Linked DNA regions of Homo sapiens: region 2 is linked to region 1. Evidence: read pairs that join two places in POLR2A ChIA-PET (ENCODE). Cell type or tissue: CD4-positive, alpha-beta T cell. All regions are shown on one strand. Links, peaks and the distances in the headings refer to the core of each region. The heading gives the core; the rest is flanking DNA.

The links. Peaks named below come from ENCODE experiments on the same cell type or tissue, not always from the same donor. Only the 100,000 strongest peaks of a DNase experiment are listed, where the experiment ranks them.
Region 2: POLR2A ChIA-PET joins it to region 1 with 10 read pairs; 2 of 35 experiments call an interaction of 5 or more read pairs at or near these places.

Annotation. Positions count from the first base shown.
Region 1 is chr5:131,508,896-131,520,733 of GRCh38, reverse strand. RAPGEF6 (Rap guanine nucleotide exchange factor 6) reads left to right here. Exons shown (of 28, transcript NM_016340.6): 8 at 10,243-10,420. Among named protein-coding and RNA genes, the nearest start is that of RAPGEF6, 120 kb to the left of the region's middle. In CD4-positive, alpha-beta T cell, for the core only: CTCF peaks have their summits at 5,476 and 5,675; DNase peaks (open chromatin) are centred at 5,673 and 6,783; H3K4me3 peaks cover 1,353 bases; H3K27ac peaks cover 515 bases.
Region 2 is chr5:131,293,507-131,304,340 of GRCh38, reverse strand. All of the region lies in intron 1 of CDC42SE2 (CDC42 small effector 2), which reads right to left. Among named protein-coding and RNA genes, the nearest start is that of CDC42SE2, 35 kb to the right of the region's middle. In CD4-positive, alpha-beta T cell, for the core only: no CTCF peak of the experiment used is centred there; a DNase peak (open chromatin) is centred at 7,920; H3K27ac peaks cover 1,267 bases.

The DNA of each region.
Region 1 (11,838 bases), core at 1,909-9,908:
TTCTATGATGTCTTCTTTAATGCAAGTTGTAAGGAGCAGTTCCCTGGGTGTGGAGCCCAGTGGTTGATTTTGTCAGAGATCATGAGTATAGAACATAAAACAGTTTAAATAAAATAACAAGAGGATGCATGATATTGAGGGTTGGTTTGTTAAGGAATTCAAATATATTACCTATTTCAGAACTGTCAAATAGAAATTTAATGTGAGCCACGTATTTAATTTTAAATTTTCTAGTAGCCACATTAAAAAATATAAAAGGAAACAGGTAAAATTCATTTTAGTAATATATTTTATTTAGTGCAGTATAACCAAATACTATAATTACAACATGTATTTAATGTTTTAACATTATGCATGAGTTACCTTACATTACTTTTGCATATTAAGTCATCAAAAAACAGAGTTTAATTTAAAGTTACAGCACATCTCAATTTGGACTAGCCATGTTTTAAGTGCCTAATAACCACATACGGCTAGTGGCTACCATATACTAAGAATTGTAGAAATAGTATCATTGTCTGAGGAAAGCATTTTAGACTGGTTCTACAAAGTTACCCAGATTGAGATATTTTAGGAAAATAGCCTTCTTCTATTCAGGGAAGTTTGTAGGCAGATGCAAAATGGAACAAAGACAATACCCATTTTTTGGTTTATATGTGGCTTTTCTCAACAAAGGTAATTGCTGTGGTCATCTATATCTCCCTGTTTGCTTTTTACAGTATACAGAACAAGGAATTTTTCCCTGTTCTCCATTTTATAGTAGAGAGAACAAAGAATTAAAAGAGAGATGAAACAAGTTAATACAATAGCTCTGGCACCACTTAGTACTTGTGTACCTATTGGGCTTCATGCTTTCTGCCCCTCCCCAAAAGAATTATCTTGTGAAAGAAGAATTGTTGCACACCTAAAAATCAAAGTAGACTGTGTTTTTCCAGAAGAAAACACTGAGGAAGATTGACCCTGGATCAGTGAAATTCAGGGATGTGGCTGTAGATTTCTCTCAGGACATGTGAGAATATCTGGACTTTTCTAAGACTATACACAGAGGTTTAGTGTTGAAAAACTATAGGATGGGAGGCCTAGGCGGGCGGATTACCTGAGGTTAGGAGTTCAAGACCAGCATGACCAACATGGTGAAACCCTGTCTCTACGAAAAATTCAAAAATTAGCTGGGCGTGGTGGCACACATCTGTAATCTCAGCTACTTGGGAGGCTGAGTAAGGAGAATTGCTTGAGCCCAGGAGGCGGAGGTTGCAGCAAGCCAAGAGCATGCCACTGCACTCCAGCCTGGCCGACAGAGCAAGACTCTGTCTCAAAAAAGAAGAAAAGACAAGAAAAACTATAAGAACCTGGTATCACTGGGATATCCACATCTCTAAGCCAGGATAGTGCACAGATTAAGATTCAAGGTCACTTGGAAAGACCAATGCTTTATTGTGAACTAGAAGATGGACTGTACACAGTTGGTCCCTACATCTTTGCAAAGATACTACAGGAGCTCCTATAGGAGCATTGCACTTATATTAGCACCTGCAGATTACTCCCCTTTTAGCTGGACAACCTGAGGATGAGACTGGAGTACACCTGCTGGTGTTGGTTGGAGGTGTTCTATTGCAGGACCATGGCATAGCCTATATCAATATGTAGAATATTTCCATCACCTCAGAAAGTATCCATATGACCCTTTGCAGTCAAGTACCTTCTCCTGACCCCTATCCTATGCCCTGGCAACCACCAATCTCTTTTCTGACCTTATAGTTTTGCCTTTTCCAGAAGGTCATATAAATGGAATCATATAGTTTAAAAAAATATGATGCAATGAAACTTATAAATTAACCAATAAAAGTGGGAATGAATTTAGAGAGCATGAAAAGATAAAAGGAATAAAGATAAAATAAATAAGATAAAACTCTAGAACCAAAATAGGAATGAAGAAATTTAAAGAAGAAACTTATAATAATGTTAACATCAAATATATAAAACCTAAGATAAAATTTTTTAAGAGTAGTCAAAGAAGATAAAAATTTTCAAACTCTGCTGCTGGGCACAGTGGCTCAAGCCTGCAGTCCCAGCACTTTGGGAGGCAGAGGTGGGCGGATCACCTGAGGTCGGGAGTTCAAGACCAGCCTGATCAACATGGAGAAACCCTCTCTCTACTAAAAATAAAAAATTAGCTGGGGTGATGGAGCATGCCTGTAATCCCAGCTACTCAGGAGGCTGAGGCAGGAGAATCACTTGAACCCAGGAGGCGGAGGTTGCGGTGACCCAAGATCACGCCATTGCACTCCAGCCTGGGCAACAAGAGTGAAACTCCGTCTCCAAAAAAAAAAAAAATTTCAAACTCTGACATAACAGTTAACTTTAGGACCATAGCCAAAAGATAGAAACAGCATAAACGCCAAAATAAAAAGAAGCCAATAAAGATAAACACAAAAGGAAAAAAATCAAAATCATAAAAATATACACCTACATACTTATATATTTTTTATATCTCATATGTATAAAATCTTATATATCATATCTATGAGATAAGTAGGTATTTTTAACATTTTATTTATATTTCGTTAAATAAATATATATACCTGTATACTTAAATATGTTATACTTGTAGATACAGAATGTAAATCCGAGTTCAAGAACACCAGTTAGTAACAGTGTTTTTCTACTAGTGGTGGGTTTGTGGGTAGTTTTTATTATGTTTCTTAAACGAACATTTTTATTTATTTAACAAATATTAAGGAGGACGTAAATAGATTGTATAGTTAAAAGTTGAAAAAAAAATTGGAAAATATTTAAAGGAGAGTAAAAGGAATAAACACAGAATTATAATAGATTGATAAGATATACCCTCCAAAGTACAAGATTTCTATAATTTTAATCCATGGGTAAGAGAAATGTCTAACTAAATTTTGTGTGTGTGTGTGTGTGTGTGTGTGTGTGTGTGTGTGTGTGTACATGCGCGAATGTTTCCAATCAGATCCTCGGGAATAAACAAGGAGAAGAATTAAATATCAGTACTGGACCCTTGATCTTTCCTTTCACCTTAGGCTGCCTTTAGATTCCCTTTTGGAGCTATGAATATACCCCTTAGTTACAGGTGTACATTGCCAATGTATGTATCTTAGCCTGGGATAGCTGAAGTGATTTGTCTAGTTATTTGAATTTTAGCATTTGAGAGATTTTTTAAGTGAACACCTAGCCTTTAACACCATAAGAAAAGCCTTGTGAAATGATAGAAGTATTTTTAATTTGGACAGTTGAGGGGAAGATATCCTAACAGCAATTTTTTTTTAGTGTTTCTGCTTTTATTCTTCTAGAAATTTAGAAACGTTTCAAGTGAAATCCAGCTTTTTTTGTGGGGCAGAAGACTATATATAGATTAATTTGGGCATTTTTTTCTAACGTGGAGTCTTCTTATCCAGAAAAATGGATGTCTCCCCAATTTTTAAAAATAATTTCAACTTTTATTTTAGATGCAGGGGGGTACATGTGCAGATTTCTTACATAGTATATTGCGTGGTGCTGAGTGTTTGGGGTTCGAATGATCCCATCACCCAGATAGTGAGCATAATACCCATTCGGTGGTTTTTCAGCCCTTGCCCCTCTCTCCCTGCCCTAATAGACCCCAGTGTCTGGTGTTCCTATCTTTAGGTCCATGTGTACCCAATTGTTAGCGCCCACTTATAAGTAAGAACATGCGGGATTTGGTTTTCCTGACAGCAGTTCTTAACAGGAAAACTGTTTACACTGTTTTATATGGCCAAATGTGTGGCTACACTTCTATGCATTTCCTTCTTGAGAGTTTTCATGTCTTCTGGTCTAAAAATAAAAGCCCTTGGCCCTCAAAGAAACTTCAAAATATAGCATGTACTATAGTGTGGAGGGAAAAAAAGGCAAATCAATGATTCCAGTGTGAATGTGTTTCTAATCAGCATAGATTAAAATTTTAAAGTATACATTAAGGTGTAAGAGTGTTCTTAGATAGAATATTTTCTGCATCTTCAAAGAGTATTCAAGAGAATAAGGAGTACTTCTTTCTAGATTCCTTTTTCTATTTATTTCAGTCTTTTCCATGAGCTGGAAAACTGTGAAATATTGACTCTTGAACAAAAGCATGTTGTCTTTTTGTTAACTCATTCTTAAACAACTCCAGACACACATTTATCCACCACCTACCTTTTCAGTTTCTATATAGGCAGTAAGCGTGTTCTTAAAAATCCCAAGACTTCAGTTACCACCTCTATGGCAACATGATTTCCTAATGCACAGCTCGGAGTGCCAATCTCTTCAGAACTCTGGTGCCACGTTTTCACCAGTATGTTCTTTTGTCAACTCAAGTCACCACATGTTCTCTTACACCTTTCTTTAATATTTCTGTTAAGAATATCATCTGAGGCTGGGTTCGGTGGATCACTTGAGGTCAGGAGTTTGAGACCAGCCTGGCTAACATAGCAAAACCCCATCTCTACTAAAAATACAAAAAAAAGTAGCCACGTGCGGTGGCGCATGCACCAGCTACTCAGGAGGCTGAGGCAAGAGAATCGCTTGAACCCAGGAGGCAGAGGTGCAGTGAGCCAAGATCGCACCACTGCACTCCAGCCTGGGTGACAGAGAAAGACTCCGTCACAGAAAAAAAAAAAAAAAAAAAAAAAAAAAAAAAAAAAAAAAAAAAAAAAAAAAAAAAAAAGGATATCATCTGAGTCCTAGTCAAAATCTGTTATCATCTTTTGACTATCATTTTTAAACTCCCACTTGAAATAAATTGCTCTGATTTTTAATTACTCTTGTATTTAAAAAGCTTTAATTCTTCACTGTTATCTAAATTACACTCTTAATTTTAAATTCCAAGCCTTTTACCTCTAACTACAATGTAGTTTTATATTTTACTGTTCCCCCACTTACACATTCTAGATTCTGCCCCATCACATATGTACGTTATTCCCTGAACATGTCTGCCTTTTCCTAGTCTTGTGTTTTAATCATGCTCTTCTACCCGTAGCTTCATGAAGATGACATTTTCATGTTATCTCCCATGTCTTTCCAACAAGAAGAAATGTCTCCTTCCTTGGAATCCCTCAGCAGTTTTTCTCTCGGACATGTCACTTTTTCTCTCTGCTTTTTTTGGTAGTTACTTGTAAACTTGACATTTTTCATCACCAGAGTAAATTTATGGAGTGCAGAGTTGATGTCTTAAATTTGTATCCCATGGTGAGTCAGGCACAGTGTTGGCATTTAGGAAGTACTCTAGAAATTCTTTTTTTGCACTGAATTATATTTGAAAGTAGAAACCAATATTGGCTTCAAGGAAAATGCAGATCTCTGCTAACTAAAACTTTATTATCCAGGGCAAAAGAGACTTGATTTTGCCTGCCTGCCGTGTTGTAGAGGTTATGAAATGGGTCAACCTGGACTGAAAGATTAACTTCATAGAGTTCTAACCCTGACCAGGAAGACCTAAGAACTAAATGGTCCATGAAAAGGTTAAATGAAATACTAAAGATGGGAATACAGAAAAGAGAGGCACTGAAAGTCTAAGGCTTAACACTTGCCCTAAATTTGAAAATGTGGTTTTTGTAAGTTTGTATAACTCTTAGTTCCAACCTATAGTTCTCTTCATTGTAGCTTCATGTTTATCTAGATGGAAACAGGAAAAGGATATCCTCTGGTGGTTTATTTGGGGAAGGCCGAGTCATCAGAAAATCACCTCAGACTGTCTGCCTCACCAAATTATATTTATGTATACAGAGACACATTCATATGTCAGGAAAAGAAAAAAGTTTCATGCTGTCTTAATCCTATCACCAATATATATATTTTTCCTGGACTTAACTCATTTATCATAATTAAGGGTCTGATATGTCCCAGGTGCTAGGATAAATTAATTGAAAGGCTGGGGATGAGTCTTCTGTGTACCCTACCTTCACGAATACGGAGTGTCTTTTGACCCACATATTTCCACTCGTGGTATTATGATATGAGTCTCTAAGGCTTTATTAATTTTTTTTTGGCTTTTTTCTCATCTCTACTTCAGATTGGGTAGCTTTTGTTGCCCTTTCTTCAAATTTATTCTTCTTACAGTTTATATCTCCTTACTGAGATTATCCATTTTTCCTCTAATTGTTTTTCTTCTAAATTCTTGAACTTATTTGTAGTAAATGTTGAAAGTTCTTGTCTCTTACTTTCATTATCTCTATCATTATCGAGTCTCTTTATAGTGGTTTGTTTCCTGTTTATAGGTCACATTTCCCTGCTTCACTTATGTAGTAAGTTTTTATTGTATGCTGAACATTGTGGATATTACGTTGAAAAAAATTCTTACCTAATTATTATAGAATTAAACTTTCTGCCCAGGAACTGCATCTTCAGAAGTATCATGCAGTGACTTCTTGTCCTGTGGTCATAATCATATCTACCTTTCTCTTAAGGACCTGACTTTCCTTTGTTTAATCAAGGAGTTGGTCTTTACATTTTTAAAAATTCATTTTAAGTTTAAAAAAATCCCTTTAAATTTCTTAGCATGTTTTTGAACAGTCTTATTTTTTATTCTTAATTCCTGTTTTATCACCTTATGCTCATGTATACTCTTAATATTTTAATAGTTTAATGTATTTTCTTAACTAATTTTATTCTTTTTATACTACTATGTAAAAAGTAGAGGTATAAGAAAGGTAGTTGTGGTTTTTGGGGGGTTTTGGTTTTGGTTTTTGAGACACGTTCTCACACTGTCACCCAGGCTGGAGTGCAGCAGCAAGATCTCGGCTCACTGCAGCCTCTGCCTCCAAGGCTTAAGCAATCCTCCCACCTCAGCCTCCTGAGTAGCTGGGAGTGCAGGCATGTGCCACCACACCCGGCTAATGCCACCACACCCGGCTAATTTTTGTATTTTTTTGTAGAGACAGGGTTTCTCCGTGTTGCCCAGGCTGGCCTCAAACTCCTAGGCTCAAGCGATCTGCATGCCTCAGCCTCCCAAAGTGCTGAGATTACAGGCAGGAGCCATTGTGCCTGGCTTAGAAAGACAAATTGTAAGGGTAGATTATATTCTTTCCTTTGCAGTTGGTATTAAAAGGTTCCTAAAAAAGTTCTTTTAGTAGCCTTCTCTCAGTCCCAACCCATGACTTCCATTCTTCCTAAAGAGCTATCTCCTTAATTGTCTTTGCTTCTCATGCAGATGATAATTAGCCTTCTCTACTGTCCATATAACTAAATTCCATCTTGCCTTTTTATGTTGTGAGCCATCTATCTTTTTATCCAACATAATCTAAAATATGGGAATGAGACCAGATTGAAATAATCTGGGTCAGGGGATGAAAACCTTAGATTAAGATGAAGACAGAGTGATTTAAAAACCTGAATTTTTAATGCAGATTACACTTAAAAATTGATAAAATAGAAAAGGGATATACTAGGAGTGAGCTCTCCTGCATATTGAGAAATTAAATTGTGTAGAAAATACTGCTTTAGGTTTTTTCCCAGTCGTTTCTTAGATTAAATCAGTGTATATAAATAAGGTTTTTGGAAAGTCTTTTTAGCATGTACACATATTTAAATTTAAAACTACTTGTCTTTAAAAAAGGATTATAACCTGCAAACAAGTTTGTGGTTCTATGTATTATTCAGAAATATACTCCGTTTAAACCCTGTAATTTCATAGCCAGTAAACAACTCAGAGCGTACTAGTCAGTCATGAGATACAGTTGCCCCTATATGATCCTGTCTTAGTCCATTCAGGCTGCTGTAACAAAATACTGTAGACTGGGGGGTAGCTTATAAACACCAGAAATTTATTTCTCACTATTCTTGAGGCTGGAAAGTTTAAAGATCAAGGCACCAGCAAGCAGATTTGGTGTCTGGTAAAAGACCTCTTTCTGATTGTTAGAGGTACCTTCTAACTGTAGCTTCACAGAGTAGAAGGGGAGAATGAGCTCCCTCAGGCTTCTTATATACTAATCCCATTCGTGAGAGTTCTCATGACCTAATCACTTCCCAAAGGCCCCACTTCATAATTCCATCACTCAAAATAAGAATTTTGAGGAGGTACAAACATTCAGACAATCGCAGACCCTTAAGAACTAGCTTGTCTAATTTAAAGATCACAATTTGAGTATTTAGTCTAGATTGTTAAATGACTATTACTTAAAGCTGTGCAGAAATCCAAAGGAAGTATAAGACATGGTCTTAGGAAACAGATCCAGACTCTTCTAGTTGTAGGTGTCAGAGCCTTAACTTGAATTAACAAAAGCCAAAAGGCCAGTGCCTGTGGTCCTAGCTACTAGGGAGGCTGAGGCTACAGTGAGCTGTGATCATACCACTGCACAACTTGGGTGACAGAGTGAAACCCTGTCTTTAAAAAAAAAAAAAAGAAGAAAAAAAATGTAAAGCCAAAAGGTTAGTTTATTGACCACCAGAGAAAGCAGAGGCAACTCTAGCCTCAGGGTACCTGGATGCTTGCAGGTACGTCTGCCCCGTCTGCCTGTTTCTGGTCTTTTGGCTCCGTACGGCTTGCTTATTTTTCCTTGCTTGCTTGCTTTGTGACACTTTCTGTCACAAATGCTCTTTGCAGCACATGCTGTGCTCTTTCTTTCTCTGCCCTGCATGCTCTGTTTCTGTTGCTTTGTTGCTCTGAGTCTTTGTTTGACTCTCTTGTTCAGTGTCCTCCTCCCCATTCCCTTTCCTATTTCCCTGCCTATTGGTTTCATTTTCTTCTGCCACAGGAAGGCGTTTCCATGAGGCTATAGGCTGCCTACTCTCATATTCTTCCAATTTAGCAACCAGTTAAGAAAGGATGCTCTGCTTCCAGATCTAATTGTGTACAGAAATCTAGAGAAAAGCTCTTTCTAACTTAGTTTACATAGCTAGGGAACAGGGCACTGTTTCCCACTGTAATCTCTGGGTTTAAGATGGAGAGGAAAGGTAGTCCTCAAAAGAAGGAAGATCAGCTGGGCATGGTGGCTCACCCTGTAATCCCAGCATTTTGGGAGGCCAAGGTGGGTGGATCACATGAGCCCAGGAGTTCAAGACTAGCCTGGGCAGCATAGCAACCTCCCCCGAGTCTCTACAAATATTTAAAAAATTAGTTGGGTAGGGTGGTGCATACCTGTGTTCCCAGGTATTCAGGGCGTTCAGGAGAGAGGATTTCTTGAGTCCAGGAGGACAAGGTTGCAGTGAGCCGAGATCTGCAGTGCACACCACTACACTCCAGTCTGGGTGACAGTGGGAGAACCTGTCTCAAAAAAAAGAAAAAAAAAAAAAAAAGATGATCTTTTTGGCAGTAAAAAAGGGTAAATGTTCAAAACATGAGATACTTAATGAATTAAGATTCTGTAGTCTTCACTAATATTCATATTTGAGTGCTTTCTACTTATTAGGGAATTCTTGTGTGTTCACTCATTTTTTCTATAATGCCTTTAATACCCATGCTTTTTCATTAACAAGATGACTCAAGTGAGTATAATATTTAGAAATATTTTTTAAGAATCTACTTAGTACCATTTTATCTTCTAAAAGACATTTTCATTATTTTCTATGAATGACTTTTTAATATATGGTTTTTAAAAATTTTATAGTTTCTTTAAAATATGTAAGACTAATATGTTTCCAAATTGTAGTTGTAAGTATAAGGTCATTTTATAGAGTTCAAAAATCACAGCTCTTTGCACACTTTTAGATCCTACAGTAAAGTATTGGGAAATGAAGAGTATTTGTTCAGTCCTTTACGATGGGTCTATTTTAGTGCATTTTAGTACTGTTCTTTACCTTACTTTAAACTTCTGTTCTTAATTTATATGATTACCTACCCTACTAAGCCTAAGTCTCTGTGATGAAAGAACAGTATCTTCTTCACAATACCCAGCATAGACTAATAGGTACTCATAAGGTGATTGTTGGTAAACTTTTTCTTTCCTGTACTTCATGTTTTAGTAAACTTAGTACTTTTAGGAAATACAAGTGTTGGGTGGAAAACAGATATTAATACATTTAGTGATGTTTGAGTCTCCTGACCATTTTACATTTACTGATTCTGATTTATCACCTAGTTGTCACACTGTGGAAAGATGAGCCTCTAAATTTGGGGCAGAAAGAACCTTTTATAAATAAGTATCATTTTATTGTATTCTTGATGCAGCATCCAGCGTTGCCCAAGTCTTTTATATTTTGTAGGGATGGGTAGTTTTGATTAATTCAGACTGTGACTTATAATATTTTTTACATGAAATGGTAAGTGATCAAGATTTCTTTTCATAGGCTACGGAGAGTGAGGTAGGAGATGTAGATTTGACACGTCTTCCAGAAGGACCTGTTGATTCTGAGGATGACGAAGAGGAAGATGAAGAGATTGATCGAACAGATCCATTGCAGGGGCGAGATCTTGTTCGAGAATGTCTTGAAAAAGAACCTGCAGACAAAACTGATGATGACATTGGTAAGAAATATATGTGTTCACAATAAGAATTTGTAACTTAATTTATATGGTTACCTATTTCTGCATAACAAATTATTCTAAAACTTAATAAATGTGTGTTGTGTTAAGCCATTATCTTAGAGTTTTTGTGAGTCAAATTTAGGAGCACCTTAGCTGAGTGGTTCTGGCTTGGTATCTCCCATGAGGTTGTTGTCAGAATTGACACAGGGCTGCAGCCATCCAGGTCTTCCCTGGGCTGAGCTGTAGAATCTGTGTCCAAGATAGCTATTCAAATGGCCTTTGGTGCATGACCTTCAGTTCCTCATGTGGGCCTCTGATAGGCTGCTTAATTGTCCTTACAACATACTTAAGGGGAACTTAGGCTTCCCCCTAAGTAAGTAATCCAAAGGAGAATAAGGCAAATGCCACAGTTTTTTATTATCTGTATTCAAGAGTAATGCATCATCACTTCTGCTAAATTCTGTTTGTTATACCAGGTAACTCTGATACAGTATAGAATGGGTCTGTACAAGGACATGACTATCAGGAGGCAGGGATCACTGTGAGCCATCTTTGAGGTTGGCTGCCACAATATATAAAATAAAAGCTTTGATTGCATTAAACTGATTTTTCCCTTCATGTCTATAAGACATTTAAAGCACAAGCATAGTACAATGTTCAGTGTCTGTGAATTTGCTTTTTGAAAAACTTGCAGATTTTTTAAAACCTTATATTTTTATTTCCCTAGCTTAAATATATGTATGTTTTGTGTGTACTCTTATTTTTTTTTTTGAGACGGTGTCTCACTCTGTCGCCCAGGCTGGAGTGCAGTGGCGCAATCTTGGCTCACTGCAAGCTCCGCCTCCCGGGTTCACGCCATTCTCCTGCCTCAGCCTCCTGAGTAGCTGGGACTACAGGCGCCCGCCACCACGCCTGGCTAATTTTTTGTATTTTTAGTAGCAATGGGGTTTCAACGTGTTAGCCAGGATGGTCTCGATCTCCTGACCTTGTGATCCGCCCACCTCGGCCTCCCTAAGTGCTGGGATTACAGGTGTGAGCCACCACGCCTGACCATGTGTACTCTTAAAACATTATAAATTTTTTTATGTAATATTTTACAGAACTAGTTACCATACTTTAGTTGGGAAGTTGAATGATACTAAAGATGTTAATGTTATCTTTAAGATGCAAAGATCACTTAGTGTCAAACATATATTGTTAGGATTTAATTAAGATTTTTTTCTTAGATTGCATTTTTATAATAGCTACCCTTCCAATTAGAAGATGCTGCTACTATTAAAAATCATTTATGTGAGTAAAGATCAATGTATTTGAACATTCCTTGCCATTCTAAAGATATAATACAGTTAAATAACCTGCAGTGTGGATTTATGTTATGAACGTTATCTCGACAGAAACTGAAAGTGCAATTTTACTGA
Region 2 (10,834 bases), core at 2,287-10,286, 220 kb after region 1:
AGACGGAGAAAAATGAATTATTTCCTTAGCTAAATTTAACCATTAAGTTTTATTTTAGGCCGGGTACAGTGTCTCATGCCTGTAATGCCAGCACTTTGGGAGGCCAGGGCGGGAGGATTGTTTGGGCCCAGGAGTTCAAGACAAGCCTGGGCAATGTAGAGAGACCCCATTTCTACAAAAAATACAAAATTTAAAAATTAAAAATAATAATAAATTAGCCTGGCATGGTGGTGCATGCCTGTGGTCCCAGCTACTTGGAAGGCTGAGGTGCAAGGATTCCTTGGGCCGGGAAGGTCAAGGTTGCAGTGAGCTGTGATCATGCCACTGCACTCCAGCCTGGGCAAGAGAGCAAGACTGTCCCAAAAAAAAAAAAGAAAATTATTTTAGACAGAAGCCAAAGTGTACACTCCATCTCTATGCAGAGATTTCTAGTCTCCAAGATAATCAGTCTCAGTTCCATCATATTGCTATGAAGACAAGAATGCATTTTTAAAGAAATTAAGTTATCCATGCTGTGTCTAAATACTTTTAGGGCAGTCACAAAGAAAAATTATGCTAGTTTTGCATCATCCCAAATGGCACAACTCCAATGAATGAGTACAGGCTGTATGTTCTACCTATTAGTACATCTTTCTGTTGTCACTGCTGCCTAAAAGTGGAATGTCCTGCCTTAGGGTATCTGTTATCAGAGGTCAGGATGTTAGGATCATGATTCAAAAGTCCTACTGATAGATGATTTAGACAAACTTTATTTAAGATTCCTTCCAAACCTCAGATCTTCTTATAAGTTAAAAATAAAATCGATTTTTAAGTGCCCAATCCACTACAATTCAAAAGTCTTAAATTTCAGCTGATAAACTACAAGAAGCCAAAGGCATAGGTCTTCCAGTAACATTTTGAGTACTTTCCACTTTTCCTCAAGAAACAGTAGCTTAAATTATCAGGCCTTGACCCTATTAAATCACTCTGACATTGAATGAAAAATAAGTACTTAAATATATGTCCCATTTTTATGCATGATCATTTAATGTCAAATACCAATTCCTTTCTTCTTCTCAAAGAAATACAGATCTGTCAGGGACAAATATAGACCTGTAAGAAATCTAGTTCAATTTCCTCACTTTACAGGCCCAGAAAGGTAAAGAAACTTGACTTAAAATCACTTAATTAGTACAATGTCTATTAGCACTGCAATAAATCACTGTCATTTATTTCCTCTGTGAATACACTGTAAAGAAATGCATATAATCATTCACTTAAACAGTTTAAGTGAAAAGTCATCTGGGCAATAATGTAGCCAGTGGCGACACTAAGACTCAACACATTTTTGTTTGATTCTTGCTATTATTTGCTGGTGCTGTTAACATTCCAAGACCATAAAAGTGTAAGATGTAGTTGAGTTACAGAAGTGGGTACAGGTGAGGGTAGGTGTAAATGAGGCAAAAACGTTAAAGGGGAAAGAAGCTATTTCTAATTGCTGGAATTTCAGAATCTGCTTGTCTTAAAAAAAAAAAAAAGAGTCATGAGGCAACAAAAACGGACTACTCCTGGTAAGTCATAATGATACAACCACTTTGTAAATAATTTCGCAACTTTCTTATAAAGGTATATATACATTTACCATGCTCCCCAACAAACCCACTCCTAAGAGAAATGAAAACATGTCCAGACAAAGAATATGGCTGAAGGAGGCAGTATAGAATAGCAGTTAAGAAAAGAGGTGCTGGTTGGACACGGTGGCTCAGGCCTGTAATCCCAGAACTTCGGGAGGCTGAGGTGGGTGGATCACTTGAGGTCAGGAGTTCAAGACCAGCCCGGCCAACATGGTGAAACCCCCGTCTCTATTAAAAACACAAAAATTAGGCTGGGCACGGTGGCTCACACCTGTAATCCTGGCACTTTGGGAGGCCGAGGCAGGCGGATCACCCGAGGTCGGGAGTTCGTGACCAGCCTCACCAACATGGAGAAACCCTGTTTCTACTAAAAATACAAAAATAGCCAGGCGTGGTGGTGCATGCCTATAATCCCAGCTACTGGGGAGGCTGAGGCAGGAGAATCTCTTGAACCCGGGAGGCGGAGGTTGCAGTGAGCTGACATCGCACCATTGCACTCCAGCCTGGGCAACAAAAGCAAAACTCCGTCTCAAAAAAAAAAAGCAACCAAAACTTAGCCGGGCAGTAGTGGCGCGTGCCTGTAATCCCAGCTACTTAGGAGGCTGAGGCAGGAGAATCGCTTGAGCCGGGGAGGCAGAGGTTGCAGTGAGCCAAGATCTCGTCACCGCATTGCAGTCTGGGCAAGAGAGTAAGACCCTGTCTCAAAAACAAAATAAAATAAAATAAGATAAAAAAAGAAAAAGGAGGTGCTGCTATCAAACTGTCTTCAGGGTTTGAAATCTGGCTCTGCCACTTACTAAGTGTACTGATTTCAGACAGGTTATTCCCCTCTCTCCATGCCTCAAAAAATAGGGGTATCAGAAAGGGAAGGGGGCTTAATATTATGATGATACATTATGCTAGCAATTAGCAAGTCAGAGTTGTTTTTTAGTCAGAGGACTTTTAACTTTTTTAATTTTTTTTTTTTTTTGAGACGGAGTCTTGCTCTGTCTCCCAAACTAGAGTGCAGTGGCGTGATCTTGGCTCACTGCAACCTCCATCTCCCAGGTTCAAGTGATTCTCCTGCCTCAGCCTCCCGAGTAGCTGGAATTACAGGCACGCGCCACCACGCCCGGCTAATTTTTATATTTTTAGTAGAGACAGGGTATCACCATGTTGATCAGGCTGGTCTCGAACTCCTGACCTCGTGATCTGCCTGCCTCGGCCTCCCAAAGTGCTGGGATTACAGACATGAGCCACCGCACCCAGCCCTTTTAAAATTTTTTAATTGAAATATAATTCTACATATTTATGGGGTACATAGTGATGTTTCAGTAAATAAAATGTATAGTGGTCGGGGTAATTGGCATACCCACCATTTCAAACATTTATCATTTCTTTGTGTTGGGAACATTCAATAATTCTCCTTTTAGCTATTTGAAGCTATATGTTATTAACTATAGTCATCCTCCCGGGCCATAGAACACTAGAACGTATTCCTCCTATCTAGTTGTAATTTTGTGTCCTTTAACCCCATCTCTCCTCTCTCCTTCTTCCCCCTACCCTTGCCAGTCTCAGAGGACATTTTAAAACACATATACACACCCACAGCAACGGTAGTGTACAATACAGTATTTAAGAGTTTATGTGTATTTTGTGTATGGTCAAATAAATATAGTTTCCAATTCTGACTGCCACAGAGAATTGTTGGGAGGTTACCTCCCTGAGATTTGGTTTCACTAACTATAAAACGAAGACAATGCCACCTCAGAGAATTATTGTAAGAATGTAGTAAGATGTATAAAGTGTTTACTTATTACAATGCTTGACATATCATAGCTAAAAAACGGAAACTATTTTATTATGCAATATGCACATTATAACTAGAATGACCATTCATCCTTCTTTGCTTGTGATAGTCACAATTTATGCCAATTTTTAAACATAATTTTTTTTTTTTTTTTTTGAGACGGAGTCTCGCTCTGTCACCCAGGCTGGAGTGCAGTGGCGCGATCTCGGCTCACAGCAAGCTCCACCTCCCAGGTTCACGCCATTCTCCTGCCTCAGCCTCCCGAGGAGCTGGGACTACAGGCACCCGCCACCACGCCTGGCTAATTTTTTGTATTTTTAGTAGAGACAGGTTTCAATGTGTAAGCCAGGATGGTCTCAATCTCCTGACCTCATGATCCGCCCGCCTCGGCCTCCCAAAGTGCTGGGATTACAGGCGTGAGCCACTGCGCCAGGCCTACAACATAATTATTAATGGCCATTCTCTATCTTGATATGTTCCAGTTTCGATGATAAATTATATGGTCACCCTAATTTATAACTAAAATACTGTCAAGATTTTTCCTTTATTTAGTTCTTTGTTCTCTTATTCCCTTTTTAGTGACATTTTCTCTTTCTTATCCAACTCACTGTCCCCCTTTTCCAACCTCTCTCTTGCTCTCACTTGTTCTCACTCCCCTTATCCAGGTGCTTGGCAACCTCAATGCTGCAAGTCCAGGTTCTGTGGTCCTAAACTCCTCAGTAATGGCATGTTTTTCAAATCTTATTTTTCTCAAATTCCCATCCATCCTTTCACTGAATTCCAGAATAAAAGCTAGTGACCCTAAAAACACTACCACGATCACCAACAATGGGATTAATATTCTAGTTCTCTAAGGATAACAACACTTTAACAGGAAACTCCAAGAGAGACAACACCTTAAGCCAAAGTAGAGAAACTAACAGCATAAATGTCAGATACTGTGACAGGCTGGGTAGGATAGACCATTTGAGAACTTTACTCTTCGAATCAAATAATTTAGGTGGGTTTCTACTAAATACCTATATCAGAACAGCCCTGATTCCCTCCTTTTTGCTGGTTCTCAGACAATCCAGTCAAAATACCAAAGGCTCAAAAACTAACATTACATTAATAGTTCTTAAGGGTTTTGTCCTATGCCCTCATCTTTCACTCTACAAATGCTCCCCTAGGTTATTTCAATCACTCCCCTGAGTTCGATTAGCATCAATGCTGATCGCCAAATCTACATTTCCAGCCCACAGCTGTCTCCAGCCCAAAGCTCTCCAGCCTAGTTGTCTTTTAATTTAGCCTCACACCCAGCTGCATGTAGTGCAGCTCCACAGGATGTGCTACCTCTGCTTCAAACTTTACTGAACCCTGCTTCTTAACTCAACTCTGCTTCTTTCTTACCATTACCCACCCCAATCCTATTCAATTTATTTTCATTAAATTCCCTCTCATCTACCCAGTTTACGAAGCCAGAAACAAGCATGTTATCCTTAACTTTTGCCTTTCCATCTCATCCCCCACAGCCAAACGGCCATGTTCTATTTGTCCAATCTGTTTCTCCCCAACACTAAGTCACCAGTAGAGTTCTAGGCACCACCATCATCTCTCAACGAATACCATAATAGCTGCTAACTGACCCCTGGTAACCACTCTTAGTCCCTCCAATTTGTTCCCCATTTTGGCTAGAATGATACTTCTAAAATGAATGTCTGATCATGTTATTCCTGACGTAAAACCCCCTTTAATGACTATTATCCTCAGGAAAGTCTCCTCGTATGACTTCTCAGGGCCTTTACCATTTGGTCCCCACATTTCTCTTCAACCTCATTTACTACCTCTTCCATTTGATACCCCATGACTGTGCCATCCAACCATTCTCAATTTCTTTCTGTTGCCTACAGGACATCACACTTACTGTTCACTTCTTTCTGTCTGGCATACTCTTCAGAACTTGATATGGCTATCATTTCCTTCAGGAATCATTCCCCAATCCCCCAAGTCTATTCAGGCCCTCTTCCAATATACCTTGTACCTTCCTTTCAGGGCATTTATATTACAGAGGTTATTAATCCTGGCTGCACCTCCAAATAATGGGAGAAACTTAGTCCCAGAATTTCAGATTCAGAAATGTGGCAAAATGGCATTCAATTCTGGGTGTCAGATTTAGCTTAGCAAAAAGCACAAGGGGAAGATATGACAGCCTTCAAAGATTTGTAGGTCTTAGCATAGCATGGGAAAGAGGAAGCCAACTTGTTATGGGGTACCAAAGATGGTGGTAACAAAGCCACTATGCAGAAGTTTCAGGAAGGCAATTTTTGGTTTAAAAAAAAGAAAGAACTATCTACAAGTCTAACTGCCCCCAAAAAGATACTGGGATGCCTAGAAAGTGGTGAATTCACAGTCACTAGAGGTTAAGTATCAGGGACCCTAAAAGAATTCCTATATTTGTGACGTCATACTAAATAATATCCACAGTTCAAATCAATTCTAAGATTCTATGGTACCTAAATTCATAAAATATTTTAAAGATGCCGGGCGCGGTGGCTCATGCCTGTAATCCGAGCACATTGGGAGGCCAAGGCGGGTGGATCACCTGAGATCGGATCACCTGAGTTCGGGAGTTCAAGACCAGACTCACCAACATGGAGAAACCCCATCTCTACTTAAAAAAAAAATAAAAATTAGCCAGGCATGGTGGTGCCTGCCTGTAATCCCAACTACTCAGGAGGCTGAGGCAGGAGAACCGCTTGAACCCAGGAGGCAGAGGTTGCGCTGAGCCGAGATTTTTCCATTGCACTCCAGCCTGGGCAACAAGAGTAAAACTCAAAAAAAAAAAAAAATTTAAAGATGACTAGACAGCAGCTGAATGAAAGCACATTACTCTAACCCACTCTAACAGGAAGCATAACTTCCTAAAAAATTAGATTTAACTGCCTATTTTACAAATAACTCAGTGAAACTACTCATAAAAATAGCTAAATACATTACGTTTTCGTGTATTAACTTTTTAAAGAAAAAAATGAAAAACTGTCATTAAGATTGGAAATAGGGAGAGTCTCCTAGTTTTTATTTGACCCTGTGTGAAAAGCCAAAAGAAACCAAGATGCTGATTTGTCGATCGATTATTTCTCAAAGGGTAAAATGACATCAAAAAGGCTTTTTTAGGATGTGGTAACTTTTATAATTTTTATAATTTTTAATTTTTATTTACTTATTTATTTATTTATTTTTGAAATGGAGTCTTGCTCTGTCACCCAGGCTGGAGTGCAGTGGCACAATCTTGACTCACTGCAAGCTCCGCCTCCCGGGTTCACGCCATTCTCCTGCCTCAGCCTCCCAAGTAGCTGGGACTACAGGCACCCGCCACCACGCCCAGCTAGTTTTTTTGTATTTTTAGTAGAGACGAGGTTTCATCATGTTAGCCAGGATGGTCTCGATCTCCTGACCTCGTGATCCACCCGCCTCGGCCTCCCAAAGTGCTGGGATTACAGGGGTGAGCCACCGCACCCGGCCAGGATGCAGTAACTTTTAAAAAGACTTTGTACACTAACAAATATTTGTTTTCTCATGTATACATGAGAAAGAGGGAAAGATGAGAAAGAGTTAAAGGTTTCTTAACGCCTTATGTAATTATAACAGTTATGGGTACAAGAAAAACAATGGAGAAGAATGGAACTAAATAACAGCCTCATTCTCTCTGCTGTCATATTTTATTGTATCTTCAGGTCAAAGTGATCTGGAAAGAAGCCATTTTTGCACGAGAAAGAACAAAAATGCAAAAAAAAAAAAAAAAGAATATAAAGTATTTAATCTGAAGTCATCCTTTTCCTATGACTTTTATAAAAAGCACAAAAAATGTCTAAATTAGTTACTGTCATCTTTAACTCACTACTATTTATATCTCCATACTTTTATTTTACAACTTAGAGAAAACATTCTACTTTCATCAAAATTTTAGTTTTAATAAATATGCTGCAATCTTAGGTTGGAGTTATTAAGAGAGGTGGAGTGGTCTTTTCTCCCCACAAGGAAATCTTTTATAATAATCTTCAATAAAAAAAAGAAAGAAAGAAAGAAAAAGAACTTGCAAAACATTATGTTTCCATACAACTTTACAAAACACATTTTCATATATGAAAGACTACTATAGAGAAGCAACATAATCAAACTGTAAAGCCTCTGTTATGGGTTGAATTTGCCCACTCCTCTCCCAAAAAGATATGTTGAAATCCTAACCCCCCCAGTACCTCTGAATGTGACCTTACGTTGCAGATGTTACTAGTTAAAATGAGATCATACTGGAGTAGAGTGGGCCCCTAATCCAATATGATTGTTGTCCTTTTAAGAAGCCAACAGTATGAAAACAGAGACACAGAAGGAGAAGGCCATGTGATGACAAAGGCAAGAGACTGGAGTAAAGCAGCTGCAAGCCAACGACTGCCAGCAAACCATCTGAAGCTAAGGTAAAGCAAGAAAGGTTTCCCCTCCAGGTTTCATGGGGAACACAGCGCTGTTGACACCCTGATTTTGGACTTCTAACCTTCAGAACTGTGAGACAACACATTTCTGTTGTCTTAAGCCACCTAGTTTGTGATACCTTGTTGTGGCAAACCCAGGAAATGAATACAGCCTCCATTTGATGAGGAGAGCAAAAAAAGTCACACAAATCTAAGTGTTATAATCATGTTCACTATAATCCATTACCCAATCAAAACAGGATTTTGGCCTTGCTTCAGTGTGGTCACTGTCTACATGGTCTCCAGCTCATCAAAACGGAATCCACGTTTCTATTAAATATCCCACTTATTCAGTATCTAGGCTAGACAGTTATCTAGGCCACCAAGTTTAATAAAAGTGTGTCTGTTTTCCCATGTGTTACAGGACAGTCGTGTTCGTATTTTATATTGTACATATTTTGACCAGATAGTACATACCCATAGTAAAACTGGATAAAAAGAAATGTGTTGGCCGGGTGCGGTGGCTCACGCCTGTAATCCCAGCACTTTGGGAGGCTGAGGCAGGCAGATCATGAGGTCAGGAGGTCGAGACCACCCTGGCTAACACGGTGAAACACCATCTCTACTAAACAAAATACAAAAACTTAGCCGGGCACGGTGGCGGGCGCCTGTAGTCCCAGCTACTTGGGAGGCTGAGGCAGGAGAATGGCGTGAACCCGGGAGGTGGAGCTTGCAGTGAGCCGAGATCGTGCCACTGCACTCCAGCCTGGGTGACAGAGCAAGACTCTGTCTCAAAAAAAAAAAAAAAAGTGTTTCACCCTCACTCTTCTGTCCACAAATCATCCTGTTCCCCGCTCCAGAGAGAAACATTATTACTAGTTTATTCTATGTTTTTCCAGTAAGATTCCATGCATTTATAAAAATACTATATATACTTATGTATGTGACGCATTTAAATGGTAGCATACTCTACACATTCTGAACCTTTTGTTAACCACTTCACATGTGTCTTGGAGACCATTCTGTATATGTAGAACTTGTTTTTCATTTGCAGTACAATATTCCATTATATGGATGCACCATAATATATTTAACCAATCCTCTACAGATAGACATTAAGGTCACTGCCAATACTTATCTTTATCACGATGATGCTGTAATAGCTATCTTTTTTTGTTGTTTTGGTTTTTTGTTTTGGTTTGGTTTTTTTTTTTTCAAAGTCTCAATCTGTCACCCAGGCTGGAGTGCAATGGCATCAACTCAGCTTACTGCAACCTCCACCTCCTGGGTTCAAGTGATTCTCATGCCTCAGTCTCCCAAGTAGCTAGGATTACAGGTGCCCACCTCCATGCCTATTTTTTTTTTTTGAGACTTAGTCTCACTCTGCCACCCAGAATGGAGCGCAGTGGCATGATCTCGGCTCACTGCAACCTCCGCCTCCCAGGTTCAAGCGATTGTCCTGCTTCAGCCTCCCGAGTAGCTGGGACTACAGGTGCATGCCATCACGCCTGGCTAATTTTTTGTATTTCTAGTATAGACAGGGTTTCACCATGTTAGCCAGGATGGTCTTGATCTCCTGACCTCATGACCCGCCCACCTCGGCCTCCCAAAGTGCTGGGACTACAGGTGTGAACCACTGCACCCAGCCTAATTTTTCTATTTTTAGTAGAGACGGAGTTCTGCCATGTTGGCCAGGCTGGTCTCGAACTCCTGACCTCAAGTGATCTGCCCGCCTCAGCCTCCCAAAGGGCTGGAATTACAGGCGTGAGCCACCACGCCCGGCCATGTACTGGCTTTTTATTATCCTTTCACTGAACTCTTTCTTTGCCATCCTATTTATAACTGCAATCTCCTGTTCCCTACCCTAGTAGTCACCATCTCCCTCCCATGCTTTATTTTTCCTCATAGTACTTTTTTAAGTTATCTGGCATTCTATATATTTCACTCATTTGTTGCTTGTCTACATCAACTAGAATGTAGGGCTCCATAAACACAAGAACTTTTGTCTCTTTCATTCGAAACTAAATCCCTAGTATCTGAGTGTCTGGCAAATAGCTAGTGCGCAGTATTTATTCAATAATTGAATGGTTTTATTTGATCCCAGAAAAGGGACAACATACCTTTCCTTCAAGGCAAAGTAAGTCACAGTTCCCAAACTGATGAGTAATTTGTCCTCTTTATCTTGTATTAATTTTCTATATTATGTCAAATAAAATTATTATATTTTTGTGTGATCCAGATTTGGATCACAGAGTATATCAGATTGGATATACTCTGTGAAGCCAGGAATTCCCAATTTAATTCAGCCTATCCGCTTAAAGATAATGTTTTCTGGTCTTTCTCAATATTGTGCGTACTTTTCAAACAGTGTATACTTGACTCTGCATCCTTGTATGTAGTGGCCCTCCTGCATTGACAATATCATTAACACACAATTTCTTCTACCAGCTGTACATTTTCACCAGAAGAGTGGCTCAGTGTGACATTACTTCCAGTAAATACAGGGGGTCCTGAAATGCCAACTAGCTTATCTTAAAGCAGCCAATACATATCGAATTTGTCCCAGTTGCCTTTATAAGGAGTTAAGACACGCAGTAAGTTGCGTCACTCTATGGCAGAGCGATCAGTCTGTATTTCAGTCAGGACCTGGCACACCAGGGCCTAAAAGTAAAATGACTGTTGACAAACTGTTCATTGGGAAGGGGAGAAGGTAATACTTTACAGAAAAATAAAGAACATAAGAAAAGTAAGTTCTTACTTGTCTTAGCCTGTTCAGGCTGCTATAACAAAATACCATAAACTAGGTAGCCTATACACAATGAAAATTTGTTTCTCATAGTTGTGGAAGCTGGGAAGTCCAAGATCAAGGCACTGGTGGATTCAGAGTCTGGTGAGGGCCCACTTTTTTTTTTTTTTTTTTTGAGACGGAGTTTTGCTCTCGTCACCCAGGCTAGAGTGCAGTGGCCTGATCTCCACTCACTGCAACC